Regions from separate parts of the Mus musculus genome. Here region 1 is linked to region 2. The links are chromatin loops, found by intact Hi-C in ENCODE. Cell type or tissue: heart. All regions are shown on one strand. Links, peaks and the distances in the headings refer to the core of each region. The heading gives the core; the rest is flanking DNA. Region 1 holds the start of Commd5 (COMM domain containing 5). Region 2 holds the start of Arhgap39 (Rho GTPase activating protein 39).

The links. Peaks named below come from ENCODE experiments on the same cell type or tissue, not always from the same donor. Only the 100,000 strongest peaks of a DNase experiment are listed, where the experiment ranks them.
Region 1: it touches region 2 in a loop (1.9-fold over the local background); 1 of 42 quality-filtered maps calls a loop at or near these places.

Annotation. Positions count from the first base shown.
Region 1 is chr15:76,896,719-76,903,157 of GRCm38, reverse strand. Commd5 (COMM domain containing 5) reads right to left here and starts at 3,217. Exons shown (of 2, transcript NM_025536.2): 1 at 3,166-3,217; 2 at 1,861-2,806. The coding sequence starts at 2,753. The coding sequence ends at 2,079. In heart, for the core only: a CTCF peak has its summit at 3,211; DNase peaks (open chromatin) are centred at 2,357 and 3,287; H3K4me3 peaks cover 2,412 bases; H3K27ac peaks cover 2,675 bases.
Region 2 is chr15:76,814,588-76,821,026 of GRCm38, reverse strand. Arhgap39 (Rho GTPase activating protein 39) reads left to right here and starts at 2,861. Exons shown (of 12, transcript NM_001168288.2): 1 at 2,861-3,035. In heart, for the core only: a CTCF peak has its summit at 2,813 (motif pointing left); DNase peaks (open chromatin) are centred at 2,796 and 3,936; H3K4me3 peaks cover 2,417 bases; H3K27ac peaks cover 2,290 bases.

The DNA.
Region 1 (6,439 bases), core at 487-5,486, 83 kb before region 2:
GGTGGATTTCTGAGTTCGAGGCTAGCCTGGTCTACGGAGTGAGTTCCAGGACAGCCAGGGTTGTACAGAGAAACCCTGTCTCGAAAAAACAAACAAACAAACGAGGAAAGAACACCGAGTTATCGTCATGGCTCAAGTTCCACAGGATGCTGGTGCACAGGGTATTCCAGAAGGGTAGTGGAGCTTTGGGTGGCAGGGTTCCAGGACTTGCAGAGTGGTAAATCAAGCCACCCAGGGGCAGGGTAAGGAGTTGAGTCAGCCCAGAAGAGAACCAGAATGAAAGATGCCTATACAGAAAAGTCTGTGGGAGGATGCCTGCTAGTGCTTTGTCTTGTGAACCGTGCAGGGCATAGGGCCCTGCCAGCACTAGGGTATATCTCAGCCAACCGGCCCACAGGACAGTTTTGTGAGAGTCTGTAAATGTATGTGCAAGTTTTCAGCCCTGTCACACTCTTCCTATATAGGCATCTGCCACTGGGTTGTCCTTTCAGAAACAAAGACATCTTTAAAAAAAAAAATTGTTGTTTATTTTATATGATCTTCAGCCACACCAGAGGAGGGCATCCGATCTCATTGCAGATGGTTGTGAGCTACCATGTGGTTGCTGGGAATTGAACTCAGAACCTCTAGGTAAAGAGCAGTCAGTGCTCTTAACTGCTCAGCCATCTCTCCAGCCCTGAAAAAAGACACCTTATATATTTATTTATAGACAGGGTTTCTCTGTGTAAACCTGGCTGTCCTGGAACTCACTCTAGATCAGGAGGAACTCAAACTCAGAGATCCATCTGTCTCTTTTGAGTGCTGCCATTAAAGAGGAGCACCCCCACCATCAGGCAATTTTTTTTTTTAAGATTTATTTTATGAGTCTGGGTGTTTGGCCTGTACAACTGCACCAAGTATATGCCTGGTGCCCAGGAATGACAAAAGAAGTGATTGGAGCCCTTGAAAATGGAGTTACAAACAGCTATGAGCTGTTACGTGGCTGCTGGGAATCAAACCCAGGTCTTCTGCAAAAGCAACAAGGGCTCTTAACCACAGACTCAACTCCCCAGCTCCCAAAGACACTCTTGACATGCCCAGTGGTTCCAAACTCCCCATGGAGTGGGAGGTAAAGTACTGGACAGGTGCCTCGGACACATTCAAAGGTTTTAATCCACTAACGCTGCATGGCTTCACTAGCAGCCGACACACCACTTGATCCGTCTGCAGAGTACTCCTGTGACCAACCTTCTCCTCATCTGACCTGGCTCTATTCAATTGTCACAAGCTGTACTCATAGTTTTATTGTTTGTTTTAGATTTACAACTTTCTGAGTATGAGTAGTTTGCTTGCATGTATGTTTGAGTACCACATATGTGCCTGTGTTGGATGTCTTGGTGTTGGGTCCCCCCTGCCCTTCCCCCACAACTGAAGTTACAGAAGGTTGTGAGCCACCACGTGAATGCTGGGACTTGAACCCAAGTCCTCTTTGCAAGGGCAAGTGCTCTTCACTGCTCAATCAATCCTCCGGCCCTGTTCTCATGTCTTAATATTTAAAATATGTATTTAATGTTATATATACCAAACATTATTTAATGCATATTTAGTATTTGTAATGTCTTCCCCCCACCCCCTCTGATCTTTCCACTAGGATGTCAGCTTCAGGAAAGCAGGAATTTAGGGCAAAAGAATAAACACGTCCGCAGCAAAGCACAGGACTTAGGAAAGCAAATGGGCAGAGTTCAGCCATGCTGAGCAACCATGTTGTATGTTGTAAGAGATCTTCATCTGGACTTAGCTCTGCACATCGTCTCATCCAGGAGCACAGCTGGGGAAGGGACAGGTAGGTTTAATTCCCTAATAGAATAACATGTTTTTAATAGTTGCTTTACCTCTTTAATTCGAAACTGAGCCTCACTACGTAAAACCCAGCCAGGCCGGCCTTACATTTCACATTCTCCAGCCTCAGCCCAGCTGTTTACTTGTAAAACAAAACCCAAAAGTCCCAGCTGTCTTTTCACTTAAAATATGTTCTTACATCCTCATCACCAGTGCGGCTGGGTTCTGGTACCAGCTTCAGCACCCCACAGTACCAGGGTTCAGTCCTGCAGTTTGCGCTCACACTTTCTCTCCAGCTCTGCCATCTCCTTAAGGACCAACGCCACGCTGTAGCGCAGCTCCTGGAATTTGGCTATGGGCACCTCGAAGCGGTGTGCCGATCCATCTGTGAGCTTCAGCTGCATGAGAACACTCGGTTGCAGGGAGCGGGACTGAGCACTGGTTGAGATGGCCACATCCACCCGCCACCGGAAATTCGACACACGAGGCAGCGAGGATCCCTGCTGCTGGGCTACAGAGTCGAGAAGAGGGCGTTGACTCCCAAATGCCAAACTGGCCAGATCTCCAATCATATCTTGGGGAATGCCAAGTTCCTGGAGTTCGTCCTGGAAGGCATCTGGTTTCAGACTGGCAGGGGGCAGCCGGAGAGCCTGCTGGAGCAGGGTGTGTGTGCCCGCCAGCAGGACGGCCAGACGCTCCTCTGACAGGTTGGCGCTGGCACCAAGGTGCTGCACGGCCTCTCTGCAGTCTTTCCCATGGAGGGCCCCGACTACGAGTTTCAACAACTTTCTGAAGGTGCTCCTGTCTAAGTCCTTCAAGAGCTGGGCCACTGCCGTCACTTCTGCAGAGGGCTGGGAACCCAGGAAACTGACCCGGCCGCTGTGACTGTCAGTTGGATGGTGTAAGTATGGAGCCGCAGCCCCCAACGCAGACATCCTTCCTTTCCCTTTCTTGACCAGGCCGGAGAGAAGGTACTAACCACAGTAGCCTGGAGAGGTGAAGGAGAGACAAGTGACTTCCTACTCGGGAGCTTCATGTACTAAAAACTGGGGGTGGATGAGGGGCTCCCACCCGCCTGTCTACCAAGGATAGATAGCAAATAGGATGCATGCTTTGGAGGTGGCCCTGAGACCTTGCGGCAAAGGAGCCCGCCTGAGTCTAGCAGAAGGGAGGCGTCCCGGAGATTTAACAGTTGGCAGGGAAAAGAACCAAGAAACTGAAGCGCGCACCAAAATCCTACATAAATAGGGAACGAGGACCCCCCCAAACCCTGAATCCTCATCATAGCTCTGGAAGACCTAAATCACACATTACAAATACAAACTAAGCCTTGAACGCCCTCTGCACCTGGAGGAAGCTATCCGCAGGAGCTGGCTGTGGCTGGCAGCAGCTGAAACTTGGCCGAGTCTCAGGAAGTGCCACTTAGACACTTCCGGGCCGCTCTAGGAAAGCGCGACCGTGGCTCTCTGTGGTCCCGGGAGCCGAGCGCATGCGCCGCCCGGTCGCTTGCCTTCTAACAGTGTTTTGGGAAGCGAGAGGAAAGTTCAGTTAGCTTCCGTGTGGGATGCATGGATTCTGCTGGCCTGTGCAGCCCCATGTGAAGAACAGACGTAAGAATTATTGTGGTTGATGCCAACGAATTGCATATTTTAAAATACTTAGATGGTCTAGGCGGCGGCCCACGTCTTTTAATCCGAGCACTAGGAGGCAGAAACAGTTCAAGGTCAGTCGGGTCTACACAGAGTTCCAGCACAGGCAGCGCTACATACCCTGTCTCAAACAAACAAACAAACAAACCCAAACAATTTCAATAAACCAAACAGAATTCCCCGCAGAAGTGGGGGGGGGGGGTAAATTTGTGTGGTATATGCATTATAGCCCCAAGAAGCTTTTGGGGTAGGTGATTAATTTTGCCGGCAAAGTCTGGACGTTTTATCAAGGATGGTATGAATGGCTAATGACCCAGCCCTGGTGATATAAGCGAGTGATCGGAAGAGCCTGGGACAGGATGATCGCAAACCCAAGGCAGGGCTAATCTGGGCTCCAGAGTGAGTTCAAGGTCAACCTGAAGAACTTGGTGTGTTGCTTCATCAGAGATTGGAGGAAGTTGGGCGTTATGGTGTACACCTTTAATTCCAACACTTGGGAGGCAGAGGCAAAGAGATCTCTGTGAGTTCTAGGCCAGTCAGGGCTACACAGAGATTCCATCTTAAATAAATAACACACACAGACACACACACACACACACACACACTTCCTAAGCAGCCAAAATTAATTTCGTGATATAGCAGAAATATAATGGTTCCAGAAGCTCTAAGTGTTGATAGGACCATGTTCTTGAGCCCCTTGCAACATTAGCTTGCAGCCAAACATCCTTGACATTCCTTAGCTTGGATATATCACTCTAATCTCTGTCTCCAGACAGACTGCTTCTGCTCCTGAATGCTGGAATTAAAGGCATGTGCCATGCCACCACTTCCTGGCTCACTGCCTCCATCTTTAGGTGGGATTTCGACTTTCCTGTAAGCATTCTCATGACTTCACTTACCAGGACCATTGTTCCAAATAGTGTCTCATTTACTCTCAGGTTCCGGAGATCTTAGGACTCCAGGATATCTTTTGAAGAACAAAATTCAACCTATATCTAATATATGTTCATAAAAGCCTTTTGTTTGGGGATCTTTTTTTTTTTTTAGCGAAGGGGATGTGCATTTCTGTGTGTGCTCACGTGTGTGTGGGTACACATGTATGTGTAAATGCATGTGCATATGTGTGCATGTGGAGACAGAGGTCACCATGGCTGGTGGCATTTTGTTTGTTTGTTTGTTTTTCCGAGACAGGGTTTCTGTGTGTAGCCCTGGCTGTCCTAGAACTCACTTTGTAGACCAGGCTGTCCTGGAACTCAGAGATCCACTTGCCTCTGCCTCCCGAGTGCTGGGATTAAAGGCATGCGCCACCACGCCCGGCGGCTGGTGGTATTTTAAGGGAGAGTGTGGAGCCTGCTCTCTATTTAACATAACTGGAGCCATTTTGTATCCAGTCTCCATTTTGTTCATAAGTTAAAATTAAGTTCAGGTTCTCAGGCTCCACTTCCCAGAAGAAATTATCCATAGCTGACACTGGAGACTGCTACTCAGCCAAAAAGTTAGGGTTCACCTCTACTCTATTATCTCAATGTATTGCGCCCCCCATCCTCTCTTACTTCACCTAAGACCAATAAGTTAGCTGTATGGTTAGCCAAAAATGTTATGCCTCTTCACTTCCTGACTTTTCCTATAAAACGCCTGCCCTGAGGCCTGGCTGATACACTTAGGCTCTGGGTCTTTTTGGTGGTCCTGATTGATGAGTCTGGGGTATGCGTTCAATAAGTTCTTAACTGAGGTTGATGTGGGTTTCATGTGGCAATTCTTGAACCCCAACACAGGGTAGCCCTGCCTTAAGTAGCTCTGGCTATCCTGGAACTTAAGTGCATAGACCAGCCCGACCTCAAACTCCTAGAGACCTGCCTGCCTCTGCCTTTGCTCTCTCTGTCTCCTCTACCTCCCATGTACTAGGATGAAAGATACCAATATGCTAGCTTTGTTGCTCTTAGTTTTGTTCCTTTGATTTTGTTTTGGGGGGTTGTGATGGTTTGTATATCCTTGGACCAGGGGAGTGGCACCATCTGAAGGTGTGGCCTTGTTGGAATAGGTGTGACCTGGTTGGAATGGGTGTGTCACTGTGGGTGTGGGTATAAGATCCTCACCCTAGCCGGGCGTGGTGGCGCACGCCTTTAATCCCAGCACTTGGGAGGCAGAGGCAGGCCGATTTCTGAACTCGAGGCCAGCCTGGTCTACAAAGTGAGCTCCAGGACAGCCAGGGCTATACAGAGAAACCCTGTCTCGAAAAAAACCAAAAAAAAAAAAAAAAGAAAAGATCCTCACCCTAGTTGCGTGGAAGTCAGTCTTCCACTAGCTGCCTTTGGATGAAAACATAGAACTCTCAGCTCCTCCTGCGCCATGCCTACCTGGATACTGCCATGCTCCCACCTTGATAATGGACTGAACCTCTGAACCTGTAAGCCAGTCCCAATTAAATGTTGTGTTTTATAAGACTTGCCTTGGTCATGGTGTCTGTTCACAGCAGTAAAACCCTAACTAAGACAGGGTTGTTCAGTTTTGGTTTTTTTTTTTTTTTGAGACAGTGTTTCTCTGTGTAGCCCTGGGTATCCTGGAATTCACTCTGTAGACCAGGCTGACTTCAAACTCTGAGATCCACCTGCCTCTGCCCTGCAAGTGCAGAGATCAGAGGCATCATCTGGCTTCTGCTGTTGCTTTTTTTTTTTAAGATTTATTTTATTATCATATATATACACTGTATACTGTTCAGACACACCAGAAGAGGGTGTCAGATCTCATTACAGATGGTTGTGAGCCACCACGTGGTTGCTGGGATTTGAACTCAGGAACTTCGGAAGGGCAGTCAGTGCTCTTAACCACTGAGCCATCTCACCAGCCCCCTGCTGTTGCTTTTAATTTCGTTTCCTTATGCATGTTTATATGGGTGTATTCGTGTGTGTGAATGTGTGCCCCAACGTGAGGACAGTTTGCAGGAGTTAGTCTCTCTGCTCCATGTGGGTTCT
Region 2 (6,439 bases), core at 867-5,866:
CGTAATGAGATCTGATGCCCTCTTCTGGTGTGTCTAAAGACAGCTACAGTGTACTTACATATAATAATAAATAAATCTTAAAAAGAAGTGGGGGGGGGGGGGAGAGGCAGCAGGGGTTAGCGGTGGGCATTGCTGGAGAGATGGCTCAGCAGTTAAGAGCACTTACTGTTCCTCTAGAGGACCTGGGTTCAGTTCCTAGCACCCACAGGGCAGCTGACAACCGTCTGCAACTCCAATCCTAGGGTGTCTGATGACCTCTTCTGGGCCTCCACAGGCACTGCATGTGTGGTACAGGGACAGACACTCGTTCAGGCAAGCACATAAAACATAACAAACATCTCAAAAATATTGAAACAAACAAAAAACACTCAAAAGGAATCCAGTCAGCCATGTTGGTAATGTTTCTTCAGCCGCAGGGAGGAGACGGTCTTCCTTCATCCAAGTCAGCTTACTTCAGGTGGGTGAACAAGGAAAAAAATTCGTCACCAAAGGCCAATATTCTGTATATCTCACACCCTCTAAAACTTTTGTGTAAAGAAATTCAAACCTTTTACTTTCCTCTACCTGGTAAAGCTTTTCTTTCCACAAAGGCCCTGCCCTCCTCCAGTTCCCAAACGTGATCTGCAGCAGCTGACACCTCACCCTCTCCCTTTCATTTACTCCAAGCTGAATCTTTTTAAACTGAATCAGGCTGAATCAGGAAAAGACTATGAGGTGACCCCAGGCAATAGGAAAAAAGACACAGTCACCACCTGCCTTAGGATACACTCGAAGTGAGCTTCTGGCCCTCGAGGACTTGCTAGCCCGGTTAATTTCATTTTTGCAAAGATAAATAGCCTTGCTGCTTGTGCGTTCCTTTCTGCAGCATTTAGAACGTCTGTTTCCAGCCGCATTGCTGAGGGGGCTGGAGACAGAGCAGGAGCCCTCATCCATACCTAAGAGCAGAGCCCAGGATGACTCAGCAAGGACGTGCTAAGTGTGAGCACAGTGGAGATCCCCAGGGCTTGGGTCTGCAGCACTGCGGGGTGTGGAAGGCTCTGAGCTCTCTTGGTCTGGATACAGATGGAACGCTGTGTGCAGTCCTGGAAGAGCTTTGGGCCATTTTATTTGTCTGCAAGTGGAATTTAAATACGACACAGAGAAATGAAGACATGAGCTGGAGATGACCTGCCACTAGCTTGATGGCCCAAGTTCCATCCTCGGGACTCAATAGCCGAAGAGAAATGACTCCTTTAGAGTTTGTCTTCTGACATCTCTACAGAGGTCTTGACACATGCAGCCCTACAGACATACAAACTAAATAAGCAAAATATTCTGAAGGCTCATTTTCACCATTTTAAAAAATGTGTGTGTGTGTGTGTACACATGAATACTATTGATCTCATGGAGCTGGAGTTATAGGTGTTTTGTTTTGTTTTGTTTGTTTGTTTGTTTTTTGGTTTTTTGAGACAGGGTTTCTCTGTATAGCCTTGGCTATCCTGGAACTCACTCTGTAGACCAGGCTGGCCTTGAACTCAGAAATCCGCCTGCCTCTGCCTCCCAAGTGCTGGGATTAAAGGCATGTGCCACCTCTGTCAGGCATTATAGGTGGTTTTGAGTCACCTGACATGGATGCTGGGAATTGAACTTGAATCCTCAGGAAGAGCAGTATTTACTCTTAATTGTCAAGCCAAGGTAAAAAAAAAGTTTGGTTTTTTTTTTGTGTGTGTGTGTGTGTGTTTTTCTTTTTAAAGTAAAGAACTGGTGTCGGGCAGTAATGGCCCACGTCTTTAATTTCAGCACTAGCAAAGTGAGGCAGGTAGATAGCTCTGAGTTTGAGGCTAGTCTGGTCTACTGATCGAGTTACAGGACAGCCGGGGCTACACAGAGAAACCTGTCTCAAAAAACGAAAACATGAACAAACAAAAACAACAACAACAACACTGAATATTCCGAAGTCTGGGAGGGTGACAAACGCACTTGTAATGTGTTAAAGACGGATTTTAAGTTTGAGGCCAGCCCGGGTACACAGAGCAAGAGCTCGTCAAATACAAAAAACCCAAATGGCAGCTGAGGATGTAGCTCAGTAGGTAAAGGGCTTTCCTAGAATGGGTTTCACCTCCTCAGCTGTGTAAACCGGATATGGTGCCTGTAATCCTCGCACAAGAGAGATGAAGACGGGATTAGAGTTTCAAAGTCATCCTTCGCTACATAGGGAAGTTGAAGGTCAGCCTGGGCCATCTGAAATTCTCTCTCTTAAAAAAAATTAATAAGAAGTTAAAAGGGCCATGGAGTGGGTAGAGGTGCTCTCTGTGCAAGCCTGATGATGCGAGTTCCGTCATTAGAACCCATGGTGAAAGGAGTTGTCCTCCGATTTCCACACGGACACTGTTGGCACGTGCGTGCACATGCTTCACACACAATACACATTACAAAAAAAAAAAAAAAAATAGAAAAGAGAGCACATTTAAAGCTGTGCCTGAGTTACTACGAGAATAGTCAAGGAAATAAAAGGAGGAAAATAATAAAGGGAAGTTACAAACATGGAATACGCAGAGTATTTTAGACAATAGCTACCTTTCCAGAGTCAAGGAAGAGGTATATCTCAAGCTTAGGAACCCCAGCAGGGCTAGAACTAATAGAGTCACGCCACACCCACGTTAGGACACACCTGAGGTGACCCAGACCTCCAGAAGTGGGCGGGTACAGGTGAGAGCGGAACGGCCGGCTAGCGCGGCATCGGGGGCGGGGCCTCCGACAGAGGCAAGGCTCCCTCGGAGCTCCCGAGGGGCTGCGCGGTGGCGCAGGCGCATTGCAGCCTCGCGGGCGGCGCCCCCTGGCGGCGCCACCATCCTCGCGGGGGCGGAGTCGGAGGCGGGGGGTTGCGCTTGGTGACGGGGGACGCGCGGCCGCAGCGCACTGGACCAGCGGCGGAGACCCAGGACGTGAAGCGCTGGCTGCGGCGGCGACGGCGGCCGGGAGCCGCCGGGAGCTGGGGCGCAGCGTGCGGTCGGTGATGAGGGGCAGTGGCGGCGCTCCGGGCGCAGGGCCGGCTGGTGAGAGCGCGGGAGGTGGGCGGCGCGGGCCGGGAAGATGGCGGAGAGGCCTCGCTGCGGCCCCACGGCCTGGCCCAGGCGGAGGCCCCCCAGTCCAGTCGTGCTAGAAATCGGGGCCCCAGGTGACCCGGTAGGGGAGGGTCCGCAGGAGGACGCCGCGGCCAAGGGCCAGGGAGTGTGAAGGCGGGTTTGCGTAAGAGCAGGGGCCCGAGGGTGGTGGGTGTGAGGGTGCCATGGTCTGCACGCGTGCCCGGCCTTTGGATGGGCGTGAGTGCGTGTGTGTCCCTGGCCAAGATAGTTGTGTGCGAGCCCTTTGCTTGAGGTGGTTGGGGTTGGGGTGGACCTGATGGTGGGTGTGAGATGTGAGGGTGCCCGGCCTGCAGACAGGTGTGTGTAGTCAGCCCGAGGACAGGTGTGCGTGCGTTCTGTGTCCAGGCCCAGAGCCGGTGGTGTGCTTGTGCCCTTTCTGTGCACTGGGCTCCGGTCCGTTTGGGGGTGGTGAGAGATAGTGCTTGCCGAACGAGGATCTTGCGGGCTAGGCTTTGTCCGCGATGCCCGGCAGTCGGTGGGCGTCTCTGGGTCGGGTCGTGGCTTGCTTGCGCGTGGTGCGCCCTGGCTTCGCGGCAGGGCCTCTGCGGCAGGCTCGGGTGGTCCTCTCCCCGGCCTTTCAGACTTGGAACTCCCTGGGCGCCTGCTGTTTGGCAGGCGTGGGGTGGGTGGGGGCTGCGAGCCGGCAGGCTGTGCATCCCGGGCCAGGCAGGCTGTCTTTATTTTAAAACGTGCTGCCCGCTTCGGGCGCGGCAGCTGTGGGTGTGTTCCATGCTGCTGCTCACCGCAGCTGCTGTGGGCGCTACGCAACCTTCAGCCGCAAAAATGCGGCTGGACCCCCTCCCCCTTCAGTGTTGTTCGGGTTGGCCAGGCCTCCAGTGACCTCTGCAGAAAAACGTACAGTTGCAAGGCTTCAGTTCCTCCCGTGGTGCAGACAATACGGACGTTTGTCTTTGGGAGCTAGGGAGGGCAATTGAGCACTGCGTCCTGGGCGCAGTCTGTAAACAGCAGGTGGTTTTGTCCCTGCTCCCCTTTTTACAACGAACGTGGGGGGAAGGGAATTAGAAGGAGAGGTGTGACTGGATAGTCCGGAAAGCCAGTCTTCAAGGGATTCTGAGTGCCTAGGAGGGAATAGAGAGATGTGACTCCTTCCAGCTCGTGGTCTAATCAGCTGTCTTGTAAGAGTCTGGAGCAGAGTGAAAATGAGTGCTGGTTCTGGAGCCAGACTGACCGCCCTTGAGTCATGACTCCTCCTTTACTGGCTTTGTGGTATTAGGTAAGGTCTCTCTGCCTTTGGTTTCTTGGCTGTAAAATGGGTACACTAATAGTATTGGTCTCAGAATGCTGTTGTGAGGACTCTGTGACTTAAGACTTGTAAAATTTTTCACACCTGGGAAGTTTTGAGTGTTAGGAATTGTTCTTGCTACGAAATTGCAAGCTGTCAGGGTTAGGTATAGGTTGGACTGTGTGTTACAAAGTGCATAAACTAAGTGTGTGTGTGTGTTAAAATTGTAATTTCGTCTGAATTTTGCTATGTGCTCAGGTAGGTTTCAAACTCATGATCTTGTCTGGCATGCATTGCCATGCTTGGCACAAAGTACTTGTGTGTGTGCAAGTATGTATGTGTGTGTGCATACATGTAATTATTTTCATTTTGTGTGTATGGGCTAGTGTGTGTGTGTGTTTAATTATTTTCATTTTATGTTTGTGCCAGCTCTGTCGAGTAGAGGTCAGAAGATAAATTTTAGGAGTTATCTCTCATATCAAAGTGCCCATACGCACTGACACACACATCTAGCTGGTTGGAAGCAAATCTTTCTAAAGAAAAAAAGAACAATTTTATACACTTAGATAAATTAATTGCATAGAGTTGCTTTAAAAGTCTCTTTGGTAAGGAAACCTCTCGTGCAGCACACAGATTGCCACAGTGCTGACCGGGAGACGTGAGCTTGGTGTTGCCAGAGGGAAGGGGGCATGCAGGCCCTGGGCAGTGAGAGCCAGGCCTACAGTGTTGTACTGCACAGTGTTACCTTTGAATTAAGAAAGGTAACCTTATTAAGGATAAACTTTGACACTGAAGACGTAAGTAACAAAATGAGAGCCAGGTTTTACCTGTATGGTAGCGGGCCTTGGTAAATTACCGGAAGAAGTTCAGATAGACTTTAAACCAAAGTGAGGGGGATTGCTGTGTTTTTCAAGGAAACAGTTAATCTAGTCATTACGTTTCCCTCTTTATCTCAGAATTACTCTGGAAAATGGTAAAATAGCATTCGTACTCTGATAGAAAAGTTAAGTGAGGTCTTGAGACTTGTGGCAGTGAAGGTGAGAATGTTTTGTTTGTTTGTTTGTTCCTAAGGATATGGTGTCCAGCACTTGGGAGGAGAAAGAAGAATTGAGGCCAAGCTGAGTTATATGAACCACTTAAGTTATATGAGACCATGTCTTTAAACAAAAGAAAAAAGTAGTCCAGTCTCATTCTGGCCTCTGCCATATGCCTGCTGGGGCAGAGGGCTGTGGATTAGGAACTGCACCCAACAAAGACTCACGGGTCCGTGCATAGTTTCGCAGTCTAGCTATTGCAGCCTCTCCTGAGGTGTCTTGACTCCTTGATGCTGTTGAGAGAAGAAAAAAAAAAATCCTTGAACTATGTTCCTGTGCTGAAATGTCCAGTTTGACTGGCAGAACCTTTTCACTGGATCTTACAAGCAATCCTCACAGTTGGCCTTTTGGGTGAGGCTTTATGTTGTCACAAAGCTGTGTTCACTGAGGTAGACTAGATGTGCAGCCAGCCATGGACATGCAGAGACAGTATGAGTTGGTTACTGGCTCCTGAGCCCCATTTCCCATTGTTCCTTTCTCACCTCCCCAGATAACACGCTTCCCCTCAGCTACTGACCTCTGTGGTTCCTGTGTTGCCCTGTTCGGTCTCTGTTGGCCCCTTGAATTGTTCCCAACTTATGCCCCTGGTATTCCTGTGCCCTGTGACAGAGTCTGACCTGGACCTTGTCCTAGGGCAGCTGTTAGCAACCTGTTAGGTAGTCTCTCCTCACCTGGGTTAGCACTGCCCATGTCTGCTGCTACAGTGATCAGGACCTGGGTGACATTTCCTAGGTGTGTCTTCTTGAACTCATGCAAGTTAGGAGTGCCCAATGTCCTGTCCGTCTCTGCTGTTACAGTAACATAAGTGAACTTTATTGGCATCTGTTGTGAGTTATAGTGATGTGTCATTCTCTCATGGAGAATGCATACTAACCTTTTTACAGTGTATACTGAGAAGAGCCAGGCATCATCTGTTCCTCTCGGTTGGTGTTTTGAGTGTGTAGGAGGTTGTGTGTGTGATATGTGTATGCGTGTGT